Regions from separate parts of the Mus musculus genome. Here region 2 is linked to region 1. The links are chromatin loops, found by intact Hi-C in ENCODE. Cell type or tissue: left cerebral cortex. All regions are shown on one strand.

Region 1 (8,000 bases):
TATATCTTAGCCTGAGTTCATGAGAGCATAATTTTAATTCTCCTTAGGGAGGGCCATGCAATATTAGTTAACTGTAGTGTTGCCCGCCATTCCAACAGTCGTTGATATGTGTATCTAATTCTTTTGTGTTAAATTGCCAAAGTTGTTGATCATAGCCAGAGGTTCGTAAAAGTTATCACTCTAGTTAACCGTAAACCTATTTGTTTTCTGGTCTCAAGAATTAGATAAGATAATGATGTTACATATTCTGTAATGAACGAACACTCATTAAAGGGACACATGTGGAATAATGGATAGAATACATTTTTAGATTTGTGCACGATGCTGATGTGTCCCAGATTTCAAGAAACTGTGATCAAATGCTGTGAAACTAAATTTGGATCGAGGAAGACTCATTTTTATATTATCCAGCCAAAGTACAAATACATTAAATAATATCATTTTAATCATAAAAATGACAACATGGTTGCATATGTCTAGAGAATATTCTGGAATGTCATTGAGATGCCATCTTTTAAGCTAGCTTAGTTAAACACTCAACTGATAACATTTTATACAATTTTTTACATTAAAGGTACATGTTAGCTAATAAACAAAATGTCTAGTATCCAAAATATCAAGCTATTCTTAAATAACTATAGACATGAAACCTCTATTTACTTTTTCCCTTGGGATTCAACTCTGGTAAGAACTCTTCACTGAATTTCTAATCTTCCTGCATCTGCACTCCCTCTAAATGCTACTATATTGACTACTTTTTTTTTTTTACTATAAAAGCTATTTTCCAAAACCAATTAAGCTTACAGAAATATCTTGCAGATGATAACAAGATTATGTGATATAAATTGCCAAGATGTGGGTGATTGCTCCTACCTCCAAGAAACCCAACTAAGTATTTATTTGTGTTTTATTTTTATTAATTTTAGGATCAAAGTCCCAAACTTAAAATAGTAAGAGAGAGAGAGAGAGAGAGAGAGAGAGAGAGAGAGAGAGAGAGAGAGAGAGAGAGATTGGCTGAACACAGACAAATATGCAACAATGCATTTTCTTCTAGTGTAGTAAAAATTAATCAATGAAAAGGAAGCTTGCCTTTATAAGATACTTCCTTCCTAAGAGTAATCTTTTATTCTAATTAAACTTTGCAGAATCTCAGTAGGAGTACATAATGGACAAATATTCCTTTTCCATAGATGAAAAAAAATAAAAGCATAAACAGGTTAGGGGAGAAGCCAGAGGTCACAAAATGAGTCATTAACTGAGCCAAGACAATATGATGCTCTTTTCTTCAAAGATGGTGCCCCAGATGTGTAGGCATTATGATCATGATTACACATTTGTAACTGTAGCAAAATTTAGAAAAAAAACTAGGTCAAAACACAAAAGGGAACAAAATAAAATTTTACTTATGGCAATTACCTTGGTTGGGAATGACAAAAAAAATCATGCTCACTGATATTAATTTTTTCTTTGCATTTAAAATCATCTGTTGTCCCACCACAAATAAATGCAAATATAACTGAAATACAAAGTAGCATTCTTACCACTATCCCATTAAAACCCTCATGTGTGAATGGGTATTTAATTAGGCTGTATTAGATTAATCCCATGTCTCCATTGGTTGTAACAAATGAAAAGATTGTGTTCACTCTCATGAGGATAGACATTTAAAGCTCAATGTAACTTTCATATTTTTCTGTGTGATCGGTCAGCTAGGACTTCCCTTTAATGAAAATTTGGTTTGTAAATCAGAAACTCTTTTTTAATTGCAAGAAATGGAAAGCAGGAATTTTTTTTTTAAGGATTGATATTACCTTTGTTGTTTGATATATTAAAATAAGGTCCATAAGGGACTGATCTAAACAATGAAGTTAATATAAAATAGATAAAACCTTGTTTCTTGGGCCTACATAGTGGTCCAGGCAAGCTTGGAAAGAACAACTTAATGCTTATAATACGATAATCTTGGCTACAGAGCAGGAGAATATTTGTTATAAAAGATCTTAAATGTCATTTCTTAATGACATTTTCAGGTAATTTGAAGTACTTTTAAAATCACTGCATATATTTTATAATTATCACATATGAAAAAAAATCTCACCTCCAGTTTAAACAGTGTTGGGGAATTAAATGTAAATTTAAGTACTGAAACCTAATTTTTAAATCAGAAAAATTATTGCAGCCGACATCCTAGTTTTGCTTTGTCACTGTACTGTGTCCCTTTCAGTAGAACAAAGACCAGATGCATAATGAGCCAATGTAAATGAAGTCAAATCAGCAAAAGCAGGGAGGGGGAGGGGAAGGTGTAAAATATGACAGTCGTATAATGACCAGAGAGTAGAGAATTTAAATGTTTAATGCCTGCACTTTCAGATTCATTTTCTGTCATCTCTTTGAATGGGTAGACTGAGGCGCTTGGCAGTCCAGCACGAAACATCATCCTCTAGACCAAAATAATCACTAATGTTGCTAAGTATGAATCTGATCTGCACTTATAATAATCCTTTTCCTATCACTTTCCACTCCTGTGCCCCAGTGTGGTAGGGGCATGGTAAGAAAGGTGGTCATAATTAGACATAATTAGGGAAAATGCTCTAAGTCTTTATTTGGGGCTTTCTGTCTTCCGCTTGTGTACTGCATGCCAGCTTCCCATCTCCCAGCCATGATGGAAGCTCAGAACACAATAGAAACACAGCAACAATATGAATTGCAAATGCATGGATATCTTTCGGTACAACCTACCTTATTGACTCTTAATAAAATGAGTATCTGCTAAAAAATACTTTGAGCTGTAAATTATTTGCTGTTGGTGTGGGACTTTGGAAAAACACTACAGATGTACTTTACAATCAACTAGACAGAGTTGTGTTAAACAGAATAGCTTAGTGCTTGTCTGTAAATTTCTCCCCTCCTTTTCCAAAAAAGGAATGAATCTTCTTAATAATCTATGCTGCTTAGCAAATGTTATAACTATACACGTGAAAATGTGAGTGTTTTATACACCCTACACTTTAGGACGATAACAAGCCTTTATCATAATGTTCTCATATTTAACATTTTCTCTCCCTAGAGTATGAATTGCCAAGAATATTAGCATTGAGACCATTGAATGCAATGTCCTCACAATCCCATTTTTTTCTCTTATGCTGTTCCAAAATATTACTGTCTCAAAACATATCCATAAATTCATTTCACTGTCCAGGTAGCTTAACATATAGTAATTAAATTGGAGCTATAAACAGTAAAGCATACACATGGACTTCTATGATTTCAATTTTATATTATAGTAGTGAATATTAATCTCTAAAAAAACAAATGCATTGATAATTTCAAGGTGAAATTCTTTTATGTTAGAGGAGTATATCTACTAGAGGAAGATTATTGTAAATTAAGTGAAATTTCTGGCTATGGTGCTAATTAAATTATTCAAAATCATTTTCTTCATATCAAACAGAAAAGAAAACAAATCTTCTTGCACTTGTAATGTGCTCTAGAGGGCTTCTGTTAAATGAGCTGCATGCAGGGATGTGTCTGGTCTGTATGCTGAGGGCTAGGGTAACAGGAGCTTGACTACTCCTTGCTTTGTAAATATTTAAGTGTTATATCTAGACGAGGGATAAAATGCTGAACTTTTACCTTTGAACCTTTCTGTGAAATATCTTAAATGCTACCAAATGTGAATATAGTGAGCTTAATTAGTAAATTTGACCCAGGTTTATGAAATTTTTTATTTTAGGTGTATTTACATATACACAAGCATATATATGTACATAAATTTATTTTATTACATCCATTGTTACAAGCCAAACCTTGAGCAGTTAAAGTATTAAAAAAACAATCAAAATACTCTTCATATATCCATAAATCCATAAACCTTTTTAAATTTTTTCCTGTTTAAGAAACAACTAAATTATGGAGATGCACACAACATTATAGAACATTTGCCAAGTATATCTTGATTCTTATTTGAAATTCCCACAAGAATATAGGCATGACAGTAATATAAGCCGTAGAAAGGGCGAAAAGAGTGGAACACAGGGACTTGTAAATAAATCCATGAATATCAAAAAGCACAGATGCTAAGATTACGCATTTTCACTAGTGTGGTTCTGTACTTGTAGACTCTAAGACCAGAATTTGTAATGTTCAGTATAGCAAGCCCTGCTGAGGGAGGGAGAGTACAGAGAAAGTCGTAGAAGGTTGGGAGGAGGGTATAAGAAAAAAAAGAGGGAGGGAGGTAAGGAGAGAGAAAGAGACAGAGATTGGGGGGAGGAGAGAGAGAGAGAGAGAGAGAGAGAGAGAGAGAGAGAGAGAGAGAGAGAGAGAGAGAGAGAGAGAGAGGCAGGCATAGCCAGACACAATACTGCATAATAATGGTAACATTCCTGCATGTCTAATGGCTTAAATGTGTTCTGTGCCTTGCTCTAGCCTCATGCCACAGCTGATGTCAAAGAACCATTTAATATTTTATCAACAGTCCTCCTTTGAACCACACACACACACACACACACACACACACACACACACACACACACACACATATACACACACACACATATATATACATATATATGCATATGTGTGTTTATGTGTATGTATCTATATATCTCTGTATATGCATATATCTATATTTGTTATAGAAAGCATTTGGAGTTTTTGAAGCATGAGGAGAATGAAATCCCTTGAATGGTACAATTTTAAGACACACAATATTTGTAAATATCCCATATTCAGTAATATTCACACCATTTTGCAATGAGTCTTACATTATTTACATGTTAGAAGCATTAATATGTCCTATTTCTTGAGGAAACATATACCCACATTTTATCTTCTTATTAAACAGTAGGAATGCGTAACTTTAATTTTTAATGTAAATTCAGTCACTGATTGAATAATGATTATAATACTAGTTGGACTTCTAAGTAGTTTTTGTGGAAAACATTGTTTTCTTGTTTGACGGATAGTCTGCTTGTAACAAAGAATGACTGAATTGTCTTAACAAAGAAGAAGAAGGCTGTATATGTTGGTTACAATAGAATAACCACCTTCCAGATCTCTTAAATCCACAATATATGTAGTGTGAGTCCTGAGTGGCTTTTGTTTTCAATGTCTTTTGTAAGCTTTTAGGGTTTTTTCTGCATCAAATGTCAAGTTAATTTACAGGGCGCTATTACTGATATGTTTCCTTGGTTTGTGGTTTTCTGTGAAAGGCAGGCAGCTGAGACCAAGTCTTAGGCTAGGGGGAGGGGCAGCTGAGCCCATAACACATACACTGTGCCAGGGTCTGTAAATTGGCTGCCTGTATGACAGCGGGCCCAGGGAAACCTCTAGTCTTCATTTGCATGCTGAGGAATATCCAGGATTAAACCGGACTGATTTTCATACAGGATTTAGACCTGACATTTATTATTCGGTTCACAGACCTCTTGAAGGAAAGTTTGTTTTCCACTCATAGATGAAAAATCTTCCAAGATAAATAAAGACTGGCTTAGCAGTAACAGTAAATAAATATCTTTCCTGTATTTCTTATGAATTTATCTTATATGATTAACAGACAGATGTTTGCCACCAAATTATTATATTTTGCTCCTTAGCATTTCCAAAGGAAAGTATCTATCAAGGCCTCGCTCAGTGTTTATATAAAATGTATTCATTTGACTCTGGAAGTTGAGTTTTCATAAATAAATTTAAAGACAGACATTTGATTTTTCTGAACGAATTAAAACAACATTGGGGAAGTAAAATACTCTGAGATGCTTAATTCTGTTTCTGTTCCATGTGTTTCTATGGGGATAGAGTGAATTTTGGTCATACTGTAAGCTTCAATTGCATAATGTTTTACAAAACAAGAAAATTACAAATGAATGTTTCACATGAGCCCATCTGCTAAATATATAACCCATAAAGTTCATTTTCATGGCTAAATAGATTTAAACAATATTTGGATGTCTTTTAATATTTAGACACTGTTTGTCCAGTAAAACACTTATAGTCCAACTTGCTAGTGATATTTTAACTGAATCAAGATTTAATTTCTAGTATTGAACAAAACATGTTCTGACACAGTACCAGGATGAAGAAACATGACCAGCTGCTTTCTTCTTTCTGGAATGCTTTTCTATGTGGCTAAAGTAAAGACTGCAAGTTGAAATTATGTAAACCCAGGAGAGAGCTAAGAGTCCTCATGTGTTAATAAACAGAAGAGAGTTTTCAAATGGGTTGAAAATATACTTTGTACATTTAATAAACAAAAGGTAGAATAATTCAAATGTCATCTATGTGGAACATGGAAGAAACAGTGTAAAATCTGACACATATTTGAATTTTTATTGTGTCAATGAAACTTTTGAAAATGAATTCTGATATTTGATTTCTTTATGGATGTTTTACTAACTGTAAAACAGTCTTAAATGTGTACAATATAGAACATCTCTCAAAAGTTTTTCTATTTCACTATAAATGTAAATGTATACAAATTAATTTATGGCTATATTCAGAAATATTTATTAATAAAATTTTAGAAAGGCTATATTAAAGAACCTCTTTTCTGAAACTTAATGTATCATTTATATGAATCTATTTATTAACCAAGCAGTTAATAAATGAACATGATGAGTCTATTTAGTTTTACCTCAATTTAATTTGCACACATACACATGTACACACACGCGCGCGCACACACACACACACACACACACACAACACACACACACACACACACACACACACACACACACACACACACACACACACAGAGTCTAACTCAACTAAACATGAGTACAACCAAAGAGTATAAATCATTGCTATGAGAAGAGTGGTGGTCATCTTCTGTGGAGAGATACTTCAGCATTATATATGTATAAGTTTCAAATGTTGACAAATATTATTGTAAACTAGGTCTGCACATGAAAAGTGAAGAAAATCAAGACAGTCCTTTGTACAGTTCATGCTAAATCCTTCACTTTTCCTTGCAATAAATAGTTGAAGCACATGTATTTTACCCTTGAATTATTTGGATGATTGCATCAATTCTTTAGTTTGTGTTATACATGTATATCGAAAGAAACTGTGTTTGCTGAAAGTGGCACTTTAGAAAACATCCCACTACAAAGGTGAATCTTTTAACAACATTGTTATGTTTTGGGTTTACTATACCAGAAGATTTGTTTATTAATCAAACTGGGACCTTAACAAGGGGCAAACGTTTAATGTATTTTCATAAGGAATTATTTCTAAGCAATAAACAATGATATTTAATGATTTAACATACAATTATACATATGTGGTACAAAATAGCTTCTTCCAACAACCTCTGGATCAATGTCCCAGTATCCACCCTTGTCATTTTTTACTAGCAATACCCTCAAACAATAGGTCCTGCTGATTCTTTAGAGAGTATTCTGGTATTGCTTTAGTAACAAAATACTGTACAATATTTAACTGTAAAGGTTTGATCCTCAACCTGGAATCATGAAAGTGTTTGCCCGAGAAAAAGAGAATTCTGAATTTGTTTGATTGGAATGAGGAGTGACATTTTCAATCAAGCCAACTTTTAGTGACTTTATTGTTAGTACATTTAAAAATATGGCTGATATAATGACTTGAATGAACAGTTATTTTGTTGTTTTTAGTGATGGCATGAGAAGTGGATAATAATTGCCCCTCTATTGAGACATCTTGATACCATTCACGTTTACTCAGCTTAAACTTAAGCTGCCACTCAATCATATTGTGGGAGTCTCTATGTCTTCAATGTAACTATTACTATACAGTATTCATGACAAACAGTCTGAACAAGAAAAAGGATTCCTACTTCATAATCATTGTAAATATGAAATTGTCAAGCGAGTCCTAATTAGTCACCGAGATAAAGATAATGTGCAAGTCTCCAAGAGGTGCAACTCACTTAGAACAAAATTCAAATATGCTCCAAAGAGATTAGTGTTTCAGGTCCCTACACTTAATAAAATTGGTGGACTATGTTTGCCAAATAGTTCTGT
Region 2 (8,000 bases), 120 kb before region 1:
GCATTTGCACATAAATACAAGCATTGCAATGAGAAAAAAAATTCCAAAATTGCTTCTTTTCTTTCATATGGCCTAAATTACTGACACTCCCAAATGCATAAGTTTTCTTCAGGGACAGTACATTTTTCTTTATAGCTTCAACTTCTTGTAAGATTGACACCAGAGAAACCTGTAAAGCCACTGGTAGTTTCATTTAGAAAAGCCAAGAGACTTTAATAACACAACTTCTCAGTTTGGCCGCTGTACACGTGCCAAAGTTTGACTGCTGTAGAGGCAGTCGAGAAGACCCTTGCTTATTTACCTTGGAAGCACTGTTTGTGCAAACAAGCTTTCATTGTTAAGTGCCTGTATTCCTTTCATTTGCTTCATGTCCAGGGGTGCTATTTACCTAGAACCATTGTCTACTACAATTAACATTTACATTACAAAGTGTGTGCTTTTCTTTCTCAAGGAGGTTCAATTAAGGCAATAAGATGTTTGCTGGGGAAACCTATTGTTTACTCAAAGCTCTCAATGGAGTCACATTACTGAAGTTTTTGCCTACATCTTGGGTCGTTTATGTAAATATGTTAACTATAACATCTAAGGAAAATAAACAATATTAAAATTATGTGTTTGCCATTGTCATATCCAACTTGCTTTGTATCATACTAATGTTACATAACTTATCGATCAATAAAAATACATTTCAATGTTATTTTCATTTTACTTTTTGCTGTCCCACTGCTCCTGCTGCAACATGTCCCAGATTTTCTTTTTTTCTATTACACATCAAACTTCTGACATTTTGTTTTATTTGTGTGTGTTGAAGGAGGTACCATATCTAAGCATGAGTCTAATGGTGTCCAAGATAATCTCTACAGTGACCTTATCATAAGGTGATATTTCTTTAAAATTTGAAATATTCCGAAGGCACGCACATTGAAGTCAAAAGCAGTGTAACTATCAGTTAAGTAGTTCTTTGAAAGCTAGTTTTAACATTGGCAGAAACCGGATCAAGTTTATTTAGCATACCACTGCATTGTAAACCAGTTGGAGTGAAGTTGCAGGTTGCGTGAGTATGCATGTTAACTAGTGGGAACCAAGGCAGGCTTTGTGAAAGGAGAGCAGCAGATTGCTGTGCAAGGCCAATGTTAAAAAGGCAGCTGAATTTAACACCATCTGGAAGAAAAGATCCCTTCACGACTTTCTCACACCGTCAGACAAAACTAGTGTCTCTTGTTCCTAGCCCTTGTCTATGCAACCATACAATACTGAGTCATTATACTTTTGCTGAGAGAAAATTTGAGAACACAATATGGGTAACCAGTGAATGACCAAGTTTCATTGTGCCCGTCTAAGTCGATTGAAATCTACGTCTAGGGCTATGAATGGCTGTATTGTTTTCCTCACCAGGGCTGTACTAAATGTCAGCACAGTGTAAAGAAAAACTTGAAGTCTGCAAATAACTTACCAGATCTCAATTATAATATTTTCCCACACTAGAACTAATATCATTGCAAGGGGTTACATTGCAGAAAATACAAAAAGAAATGAGAAGAAATAAGAGAACTCATTACGAAGTTATTTTATCTAGACAAACATTTTAATTTGCTGATGAGACATTCAGGACACAGGTCTAGTTGAAGAGTGGAGTTCATTACTTGGATGTTGAAGTTCTAAAACTGCTTCTTGTGTAATTAAAATAAATTAAAAACAAATATCCACTTCAGTCTGAAAGTCTGATTGAGCATAAACGGACTCCAATTGGTTTTTATTGCTGTAGTTCTGCTTAGAAGCTGTTAGTGTGACTCCAACTTAAATTTTGCTTTGAGTTTCAGCATACTACTCTTTCCAAGTTTGACTGGTGATGGACAGACACTGTAAATGAACACCATAGAAGTATATTTCCCAAGACACACAAGAGCTTACGAGTGTATTCTAGTGCCCTGTACACTTTCTTTTTATAGTTTCTAAGAGTTTTTACACACGTGTATCAATCAGTTATCTTTCAGGCTAATGTTCACATGATTTATTTGACTGTAAACAGAAAAGAGTAACAGAACAGTTCAGAAAGAGTAAAAGAAGCTGATGGTTCACGCTTTATTGAGATGTCTATTTTAAGTATAATTGACTTTGCAGTTTTGCTATTGTATCACCAAGTTCTTCACATGTAAGTGCAAAACAGCGAATAACTGCCATTTTGCTGAATAACACATCTGAGTTCCCAATGTCAAAGGTATTTGTGTGTGTGTGTATTCCTAAATAGGAACACCAACTGCAGTCTTTGACATTTAGAATATTTTAGTAAAATATTTAAAAAGAGGATGATCAAATGATAGCTCTAAAAGTGAATGTAAAGCTATAGGCAACTTATTTCCCTTGCTTTATTTTGTGATGTTACAAACTAACAGTGAAAAGTCACTCAATAATCAAATTATAAGGCATATATCATTAAACACAGAAAAAAAAAATCCAACCCAACAACAAAGATAGAAATTGAATAGAAGTTAAAACATAGATATATAGAAGATGTCTATAATCTTGGCAAAATAGGCATGAGTATGTTTTTCAGTGCCTTTCATTTTCTGAAGTTGCTATGAATATGTATAATAATAAAATAAATACACTATTTATATTAAAAATGGAATGCTTTTTTCAAAATAGCTTTTCTTCAGGTCTTCTTAAAGCATTACATTTTGTATTAATAGTGTTCTTTATGTTTATTTTAAGAATTTATATGACTTTCTTATTTGAAAATATGTAAAATTCTAATGTGATTTTGTGTTGTTTGATGATAATATAAAATTCATTTAAATAATGAGATGAGAATGCTTACATTTCAAATTGAAAACCACTTTCTATTCATAGACTACGTAAACATTTTAAGAACTTTTATGTTTAAAAGGGTGTTTTTTTTTTTTAAGTGGCTAGATGGGGGCTGGAGAGATGCTTCACTGGTTAAGAGTACTTGTTGCTCTTCCAGAGGACCAAGGTCCAATTCCTAGCACCCACATGGCAGCTCACAACCATCTGTAACTCCAGTTCCAGGACATCTGATGCTTTCTTCAGACTTCTTGGGCACCAGGCACAGACGTGGTACACAGACAAGCTTACAAGCAAAATAGCCATACACATAAAATAAAATAAAATAAAATAAAATAAAATAAAATAAAATAAAAATGAACAAAGTGGCTAGATAGTGAATAAAAACGATGTGCACATCTGTTTTCCTATGCGTAACCTGTGGAAATACCATTGTGGCTTCAGAACGTTGATACTTATTTCCTCCTCCTCCTCCTCCTCCTCCTCCTCCTCCTCCTCCTCCTCCTCCTCCTCCTCCTCCTCCTCCTCCTCCTCCTCCCCTCCTCCCCCCTCCTCCCCCTTCCTCCTCCTCGTCTTCTTCTTTTTCTTCTTCTTCTTCCTCCTCCTCCTCCTTCTTCTCCTTCTCCTTCTCCTTCTCCTTCTCCTTCTCCTTCTCCTTCTCCTTCTCCTTCTCCTTCTCCTTCTCCGTCTTCTTCTTCGATAGCGTTTCTCTGTATAGCTCTTGCTGCCCTGTAACTCCCTCTGTAGACCAGACTACCCTTGAACTCACAGATCTGCCTGCCTTTTGAGAGCTGGCATTAAAGGCATATGCAACTATTCCTGGAGGTCATTTTATATCCTCCAGTGACTCACATTTTCCTAAATTTGCTAAAATAAAACACACTATGTTATGTTGGATTCTGGGTGGTGGCTGTGAAATGAACGACAAAGAATAAATGTCCCTTGTGATTAAAAACTAGAATTAAAGTTGTTCAGTAAAAGATATTTGTAATACTAGGTCAATTGTCTTACCAGTACTTTGAGACTGTTAAATAGATCTTACAACAATGGAGCATGTAAGGCCGTTCTTCAGTGTCTCCGGATTAATGGATGGCTTTGTTATCCTGTTATTCTGTTCACCGCCCCCCCCCCGCCCCCTCCAAGTTAAACAAGCCGCAGCAGAATCATCCATTCCTATTTGCCTAGAGAACTTATTTCACCTTCTCTGCTCTACTTTCCTGTGAAATTAACCTAAAATACTGAATGGAAATTAAAAGCATATAGTTGTGATTGCTACTAAGGAATATTTGATTGTTCTCAAACAGGGCTGCAGGCCAGAGTTAGTAGACTACCTTAGAAAGATGATGGCCATCTTTTGAGGTACAAGCATGTGGCTTTCTGCTTTGCAGCCAACTGCCAGACCACAGGGGGTAGAGTTTAAAAAGTACAGATAATCGACTTTATTCAGAGAAACAGGGAGTTCTGAACCATATCGGGCTTGATGGTTTGACTGGATTTTAGCTCAGAGTCTGCACAACGCAGTCCAGAGATCTAAAAATAGCCAGGCTTCGCCTCTCAAGGTGCTTGGTGTGGGCGGTGTATGGAGCAGACAGCAGGCTGTGACTGGCTGCAGAACTGGCTGGGCCAGGCAGTGGCAATGGCTGAGGCTGCAGGTTCGCCGCTGGGCATCACAAGGCCCGTCAGCACCGGCCAACAGCCTGAGTCCTCCCTGAGCTGCCGCTACTCGCGGCGGGCGACAGAAAGCTAGCGTCTGATTGGTGTTTCCCGGGAGACCGGCTGCCCTAGCTGCTGGAGCTAGTGCGCCGGCGCGCGCGCTCCCGGCTGGTGCGCGGGAGAGGCGAGGGGCGCGCTGAGGTTCGGGTGACCGGGTGGGAAGTCTCCCTGGTTCGCGGAGCTCACGTGCTCGCACCCCGCCGCGGGAAGGTTGAAGACCCCACCGGGCTGTGTAGTCCAGGCCGCCCCTCCTCTGCCCGGCAGGCTGAGAGCATCTATAGGGGATGCTGAATGTGATTTGCTTGTCCCTTGGCAGGTTACCAGGGTCCTGGCCTTGCTTGTGCCTCTCCAGTGTTCATTTGCTTAGGAATCCTTGAGTTGTGTTTGCGGATAGGGTGGTGTTGGGGGTTAGTCTATTTTGGACAAGGGTTTCTGGCAGGCAGATGTTTTCTGCCCCAGAGCCTCTTACTTGTCTGGTCGGCTCTTTAGGGTTAAAGGGGTTCTCTACTGAGCTTTTCTACCTCTGCTTACCCTTGCCCTCAATAGTTCAGGTTTCATGATTGTGTCCCCTCTATCTCCTCATACTTTTTTTTTAAGTTAGTGGGTTGCTGCTGACAGAAAAGGATCCCTCAACCCTCATCAGAAAAAATTGGTACAGGGTGGTCCTGGACTTGGGTTCAGGGAGCACCCACTTAGGACCTCTCCAGGAGTCGCACCAACGAACCAACAGGAACTTGGGGCATCTTCACAGCATCAGATTTGCTGCAATTATTTATCTCTGTTGGGTGGATACAGTAGAACTTGCTCAGAGTTTACTTTAAAAAAAAATCGGGGTCTTAAGCACTTACTAAAGCCAGTTAATAACATCATGCATGGACATTTAAACTTGTTGTAAGATGCAGACAGGATTAAGGGGAAGTCACGCTGTGCGCAGCTAATGATACCATCTTAACTCTAACTGGCCTAAATCCACCTCCCTTGGCTCAGGTCCGGGTCTTAGACCCTTCGATGATCCTAAAAAAGAGGGAGGCCTTGGATGAGTGAACTGGGCAGACAATAGGAGCATCTTTAAATGTTGCTTTAGGTGACAGTCAATAGTCCTGGAAGGCTATGGTGGGTCTTACTGTTGGAAAATGAGCAAGACCACCAAGAGAAGTCCTAAGCACACTGGTGTGCTTGTTCATGTGATAATAATGACACACATCGAAGGGTATTGGCCAACTTGTAGAGCAGTTTTCATTTTGTTGTCCACAGGTGTGAAAGTTGTTGTATGCCCGGGGTGGGATGGGGTGGGGTGGGGGTGGGGCTTTCAGATCCCCCAAAATGATGACTTCCTGGTTGCCGGTCTATTTGTAGTGCCAAGGCCAGCTACTTTGAAAAAGATAATCCAGGGTAGTATTTCAAAGGTAAATTTATCAGAGTATTACTAATAACCTCTTGACATAAGTTTCAAATTGATTATTGTTTTAAAGGAGTTTGTGACTTTTATATGACAGGGCAAATTAGAAATAACCCTGGGAAAATGCTTCAAAAAATGCTGCGTTATTAAAACAGCTAACAATACCCATCTGGTTCTGTCACTAAGTAGCTGTCTGGCAGACTCCTTGTGTTTATGAGTTTCTTTAGTAGGCATATGCCTTGAAAAAACAAGTTATCAGGATAATTTTTAACTGTAGATTAGTTTTGGGCATTTAAAAAAATTTAAACCCTGCTTTTAACAAGGTTAAAATGTTTGTCTTTTATCATTAACTGCTAGTGTGAGATTGAAAATAACTGTAGTTACTGATCACTGTAAAAACTGGTGTAAACCTGCAAAATGGTGGCTAAGGAAGCACTGCAAAGGAAGGTAGAATGGAGAAGTAGCAAAACGGTAAAACGTCAATGCTTTCCCAATTATGTTACAAGAAACAAGTTGCCAAATATTAATCATAGCATCTTTTAAATCTTTGTCTTTTAGAGAAAAAAAATCTATCAACATATAGAATAAAATTTATTACTTTACAAATTAACCACATATATGAAAAGAAATATTTTCACTGAATAAATATCTCAAACAGTTTATATATTTATCAGGTCCACTGTAATGAAAAAAATCTTCTATAATCTATTTGGAATTAATGTCTCCTTGAAGACAATAACAGGTTTAATATCATTGAAATTCAGATTCTACCAACTAGCTTCCTGTGAAGGCTAAATTTCTTGTATGGTAATAATAAAAGTGTACTTAGTTCTTATTTTTAATTCAGTGAGTATTATGAAGGAACCTGTTACAGTTGCATTAATATAAGAGTACTGAGGAAGAACCCACCCAATAGGTTTTAGACATTTCATTTTCAAAAGCAGACATCTTATAGATGTTAGTTGCTTAAAATTATTTTAATTGATTGCATTATCCTTGAAATGCATGCTGTCTGTACTGTGTTAAATTATTCCTGGCTAGCACTAGGTATGTGAAGTTTACAGTGTAGACCAGTATGTGGCATTGCATGAAAACTGTTTAAAAGCTTTAAATACAAAACTATGGCCATGACTGATTGATGATAAACGGATCTGAAAAGAATAGGAAAATATTTATTTTTGAACCAAGATCTTACTTTGTAATCCATGATGACCTGAAATTCAATATGGAGCCTAACTTGGCTTCTAACGGAAATTCTCCTGTCTCAGGTTCTGAAGTGATGGGATTACATGAGTAAAATATCCTTCCCAAATAAAAAAGCAAACGAACAAACAAACAGATCTTGATCTTTAGAATTTAGAGTAGATGCCCCATGAATGGCTTTAATCATGGAAATAGCTACACAGCAAGGAAGTAGGAATTAACAAATTAACATTTGCCTTGCTTTATAAAATGACTGGACAACTTGTACACAATTAGATTAATACCAGAGATGCTCAGTTATTCTAGAATCAAACTAGAAATTGCTATGTAGCTGAAGATTTCCTACACGAGACTCATGCTCAATTATAGCCTGAAGTCTCAGTTTGCAGATGTAACATGGAATCCCAGTGACTCCAACAGCAGGGTACAAACACTGTATCTATTTCTACCAATTTGTCTCAGATGAACTAGCTGCTAAGGAAAAATCCATACCAGGACTGAGTTAACTGAAAGTGTGCTTCCTCTGTAACAGGGAACCCTATCTCCATTAGTATGCTATGCTCATGGACAAAAAAAAAAAAAAAAAAAAAGAATTTAAATTTCTGCCCTTCTAGACTTTAGTCTTATGATCTATATTGTCACATTAGAATATATGAAGTGAAAATTATTCATGTTAACCAATTACAATTGACTAAATGATTTTCTTACTGCTGGAAATAGAAATTTGGCTTTGTTTATTAAAAGTTAATACTCAACTAGAGCTATTTCATTACAGATTGTCTAATTCAATTTTGAATTTTCAAATTGCATTTAATACAATAAAAAGCTCTTCTGCAGAAAATGCAACTTGAAATTGGAAAATATTTATGCTTTTATTGTT

What was found. A loop is a pair of places that touch in the nucleus more often than their neighbours do. Peaks named below come from ENCODE experiments on the same cell type or tissue, not always from the same donor. Only the 100,000 strongest peaks of a DNase experiment are listed, where the experiment ranks them.
Region 2: it touches region 1 in a loop (4-fold over the local background); 2 of 42 quality-filtered maps call a loop at or near these places.

Annotation. Positions count from the first base shown.
Region 1 is chr13:83,863,873-83,871,872 of GRCm38, forward strand. No RefSeq gene overlaps it. Among named protein-coding and RNA genes, the nearest start is that of Gm52045, 15 kb to the right of the region's middle. In left cerebral cortex, no CTCF peak of the experiment used is centred here; DNase peaks (open chromatin) are centred at 4,126 and 5,263.
Region 2 is chr13:83,740,612-83,748,611 of GRCm38, forward strand. It overlaps C130071C03Rik (RIKEN cDNA C130071C03 gene), which reads left to right. Exons shown (of 4, transcript NR_152245.1): 4 at 1-697. Among named protein-coding and RNA genes, the nearest start is that of Gm51268, 5.7 kb to the left of the region's middle. In left cerebral cortex, no CTCF peak of the experiment used is centred here; a DNase peak (open chromatin) is centred at 4,490; H3K4me3 peaks cover 2,721 bases; H3K27ac peaks cover 3,792 bases.